2 separate regions of the Mus musculus genome follow, and region 2 is linked to region 1. The links are chromatin loops, found by intact Hi-C in ENCODE. Cell type or tissue: heart. All regions are shown on one strand.

Region 1 (2,500 bases):
AGAAATTTTGGCATCTGTCCTAGAACAAAGATGATGTATTTTCACATATTTATCTATATGCAAATACATAAGGCAACATTACTCATAATGACACCTATTATATAAACAGTACAAATGTCCCTAATTGATAAAATAGGTGGCACACATATATAGTGGAATATTTTGTGCCGATATAAAGTCATAAAATATTGACAAGTGCTGCATGGTTATGAACCTTGAAACTATTGTATCAGCAATAGAAGACAGTCAAAGAGGCCTTGGTAGGTTATGACTCGCCTTGTATGGCATGGTCTGAACACTCAAACCTGGACGTTGGGTCAACAGTTGTCTAGGACCAGGTTACATGTGCAATGGAGAATGATCATAGGTGGCTAAGAGACTATCTTAGGTTATAGAAAATATTAAATGCGTGCAATTCAGTTCTGTTAAAGTCTATTGACCTGTGTGTTTTTAATGGGTGAATATGCACTGTGTACATGATAATTCAATGAGGGTGAAGGGAGGGAGGGGAGAAAGAAGAGGTGGAGGAGAAGAACTGTTCTCCTTGGTTATATGTCGTATATGACATTTCCTCACTGCAATAAACCAAGGTGCTTCTTTATATCCCAGGCCGGTAAAGAAAACATGCATTCCATTCTGGGAGTCTTCACTTCACTCCAGTTGGTGACCCGCAGCTATGGAAAACACTTCCATCTTAGACCAGACGGATTAGTAAAATGAATTTGGGTCCCATGTGGACCTAAAAAGTAATGGCCAGAAGCTTTGATGTTGTCAAACAACTAACCAAATAACACTCTGCGTAAAAAGAAAACAGATGTCCAGACCCCACCGGAGCTGGCTTTGATCTCTTCTGTGGCGGCTGCCCACTCATAAAGAACGCCAGCAACTTTGTTGCTCTTCTTAACAAGCCTTACTTTATTAGGTTCACTGATTTCATGCACACCAAACAGGCGGGAAACGGACACAGCTCTCTAAGAAAGGACTTTGATGTTTCGCTAACACCAGCCAGCAATGCATTTCTTGCACTCTCAGCCAGAAAATGCTGATTACAGGAGAGCTTTATAAATGCTATGTTAAGTCTCTGCTGGTGTGGATAGCGTTAGAAACTGTCATGGCCAGCCATCAGACACTTCCCGGGAGTTCTAATCAAATACACAGCCATAGGTGCTCTTCCAAGCTGATCGAACATCGCCTCCTTGAAAGTCATTGCCTATTTGTCTTTTGTTGCTGTTCAACTAAAAAGTAAAGGACAGGGCACTTGGAGAGATAGTGCAGAGTTTAAACCACCTGCTGTTCTTCCCAGGGGAGGTTTGGAGGGGACCAGAGTTGATTGCCAGTACCCACACCACCAAGCTGCTTACAACAGCCTCTAACTCCAGTTCCAAAGGATCGTACTCCCACTTCTTGCCTCCAGGGGGCGCAGCTATACGCACTGGAATTCACACACACACACACACACACACACACACACACACACACACACACACACACACACACACACACACACACACTTTTAAAACTCTTTTTAAAAAGTAAATGATGACATTGAGAACAGGGAGCAGCTGTCTGGTCTGCTTTTCTGGTTTAAGAGCCCACAGGCTAAGAACCAGCTTGTCCAAATTCACACAGCTTATTGGATTAAGCACTGCATGTGTCCCTATATCAGAATGATTTTAAACTCTCCTGTCCTCTCACTATTGATGAACATCATTGGTGACCTTGAAAGTGCTTTACAAAAGTACGGTCTTTGAACTATCATCTCTTCCTCCCTCCCTCCCTCCCTCCCTCCCTCCCTCCCTCCCTCCCTCCCTCCCTCCCTCCCTCCCTCTCTTTGTTCTTCAGTTCAGGGCAGAACATCTTGGGTCTTTTAGGTGATAGGTAAGCACTCTACCATGGAACTACATCCCTAGCCCCAACTGTCATTTCTTAGATGCAGATGCGCTGAATTGCGTCTTGAGTTTTTCGTAGATATTTTCATTGGCTATCAGGTCCCCTGGTGTCCAGAGAACACAAGCAACACAACGAATCCCTACATATCTGAAATGTCCAGTTTGGCCCACAGAACTTTTCTGTTCATTCTGGTATGACATTAATAGCCATTCATGACTTCTTAGATACCTGGTCAATGCAGTGGCACTGTCCTCTGGGGGGGGGGGAGTGATCCTGTTTTTCTTGGCCATTGGCATCTGCATGGACACAGCTTCCTGAATGTGAAAAACAGGCTTAAAGTGGGGGACAAAGACAATGCTTGAGCAAGACTCTGAAGCCTGAATAGGGCCTTGTCAGGTTATCTTCCTCCACAGTCCTTCACATACCCAAAAGAAATGGACAGCCATCCCTATCGACTGCCATTCCAAGCCCGTAACTCAGCTATAATCCAAGAGTGGAGAGGAATCCATGGATCTTCGCTCCCCACCCCACTTAAGAGTCTTTAATATCGCCTTGGCAGCTTCGAGAGACTGATATTTAGATAAACATCTCTGGAATTCAAAAACCAAAT
Region 2 (2,500 bases), 55 kb after region 1:
GTCCTAGAAAGCCTTTTCCCCTGTTTCTCCAACTGCTTAGTTAGCTGGGACTTCTTGCTCTGTGAATCTCTTCGGTGTGTGGCCCTTGGCTGCTCTGGGTCTAGATAGCTGTCAGATGTGAGCGGAGGAGAGTAGTCATTGAGAAACTCCTTAGGCTGCTCAATACTTTCCATATTTATTTGACGCTCATGGTAAACAACTTGCAACTTGTATTTTCACTGGATTTTTCCGCTAATTTTCATTTTATATTAATATCTTTCCACAATTGTGCTGGCTCGTTTTATGTCAACTCCATACAAGCTAGGGTCATCTGAGAGGACGGAACCTAAGTTGAGAAAACACTTCCATAAGATCTGGCTGTAGGCAAACCTGTAGGGCATTTTCTTAATTAGTGATTGATGGGGGAAGGTCCTGCCTATTGTGGGAAGTGCCACCCCTGGTCTGGGGTTCTGGGTTCCATTAAAAAAAACCCGAGTAAGCCATAGGGAGCAATCCAATAAGCAGCACCCCTCCATGCCCTCTGCATCAACTCCTGTCTTTAGGTTCTTGCTCTCCTTGACTTCCTGTCCTGACTCCTTTCACTGATGGACTATGATGTGAAAGCACAAGCCAAATAAACCATTTTCTCTCCAACTTGCTTTTGCTCATGGTGTCTCAGCATAGCAGTAGTAACCCTAACTAAGACATTTAGCCTGAAGATGAGGTTGTCAATGATGCAGGAACCCTGGTCTGAGTGGAAAAAAAAAAGGTCCTTTGGGAAACCTCATTCTGAAGTAAACCTACAAGGTATAAAGAGACAGTGATGAGGGCAAGCATAATTGTGTGAAGTCGGGAACCAGCCTCTGTGCTACAGTTAGGGTGTTGGCTATCTCTCAGAGGCCACTGCATTAAGATTGTTTCCCAGGGTGGCTCTGCTGGGAGACAGAGGAGCGAGCGTCTAAGCGTGGGGCCTACTGGGGAGGCTTTGAGTCATTACAGTTGTCCTTTTAAGGAACTGTGATATCTATTCCCTTATTCATTTTGTACTTCCTGGGTCACAGTGGGGACAGCTGTCCCCACGTTCACACTCCCACCATAATATCACATGTCACCACAGACCCCAAACAGTGGCTGCTCATGTAAAACTACCAAAAACGGCAAGCCCAAATGTGTAGGTCAATTGTTTTAGTGTTGTGTTACAGAAAATGCAACTAACACGCTCTGGATTACAGGAACACTATTGGCTCATTTTTTTTCTTTTAATTATTTACACAGCAGTGCTTCATTGGTAAGTGCCATCAGCATTTCAAGTAGAGAAAGGAAAAACAAGCTCTCAAGGAAACGGAAGTGGTTTTGCCTCTGGAATTTCATGCTGAACGAGTGAGCGAGCGAGCGAGTGAGCGAGCGAGCAGTTCACATCTGGCCTGAAGATGAGGTTGTCAATGATGCAAGAACCCTGGAAGCTAAAATATTAAAAAAAAAAGAAAAACACAGCAGGGCTGGCGGTAGGAAGTGAGGTGGCAACCTTGCCACTGAAGTGGGAAGTGCCCTTATTTAAAGCAGACCTCTTTGCCTGTAGCTGTGCTGTTGCTAGCATTTAGTGAAAGGGTGATTCGCTCTGAAATCAGTTGGAAAAGTTAGAGTTCTTAAGGAGCAGCTTTAGGTCTTTAGTTCTCCAAATTCATGCTGTCTTCTCTTTATCCTACTGATGTCATTTGTTATTTGTTATCGAAGAAACGATTGAGTTATAAGAACATAGAAGTCAAATGTAACAAAACCTGTCACTCAAAACAAAACATAACTGGGAAATGTTCAACTCTGTTCAGTCATTAATTGATATATGTATCCCCCCCCCCCACACACACACAGAGACACACACACACAGAGACACACATACACAGAGAGACACACACACAGACACACACACACAGACACACACAAAGTCCATATATATGTAGCCCATATATATATACATATATATACACACATATACATATATATATATACACATATATATATATAAACTCCATCTCTCTCTATAAAGTCATATATATATATATAGTCCATATGTATATAAAGTTCACAAATATATATATATATATGTATATATGTGTATGCATATATATATTCCTTTATTAAAAGTGATATTGATCATAATGATTATTATCAAATGGTTCCTGGTATGGTAACATATCATTTAAAACAAACAGTTCCTGATTTTTAATTTTTCTTTTTTACTGTTGCATACAAGAATAGGGATATCTAGATCTTGCAGCTGGGGTAATACCTCTGATTATAAGATTTAGTGTTCTTGGTAAAGTTATAACTGTCCAAGGCCAGTTGGAGCTTGAAATTATCCTATTTCTCTCTCTTTTCCTCTCTGAACACAGGCTCTGGGCTCTAGCTGGCAGGCAGCATGATTGCATCATCAAGCCATAAGCACCCCTGCAGTCCTGACCTTGCCAACACTTCCTTAGCCTAGCAATGTCTCAGATCTTCCTTTCCAGTTTCAAGGCGCCCA

The links. Peaks named below come from ENCODE experiments on the same cell type or tissue, not always from the same donor. Only the 100,000 strongest peaks of a DNase experiment are listed, where the experiment ranks them.
Region 2: it touches region 1 in a loop (2.2-fold over the local background); 4 of 42 quality-filtered maps call a loop at or near these places.

What each region holds. Positions count from the first base shown.
Region 1 is chr8:36,688,313-36,690,812 of GRCm38, forward strand. The region is part of intron 5 of Dlc1 (deleted in liver cancer 1); the gene reads right to left. Among named protein-coding and RNA genes, the nearest start is that of Trmt9b, 230 kb to the left of the region's middle. In heart, a CTCF peak has its summit at 1,364; no DNase peak of the experiment used is centred here.
Region 2 is chr8:36,743,572-36,746,071 of GRCm38, forward strand. All of the region lies in intron 5 of Dlc1 (deleted in liver cancer 1), which reads right to left. Among named protein-coding and RNA genes, the nearest start is that of Dlc1, 210 kb to the right of the region's middle. In heart, no CTCF peak of the experiment used is centred here; a DNase peak (open chromatin) is centred at 1,370; H3K4me3 peaks cover 104 bases; H3K27ac peaks cover 1,232 bases.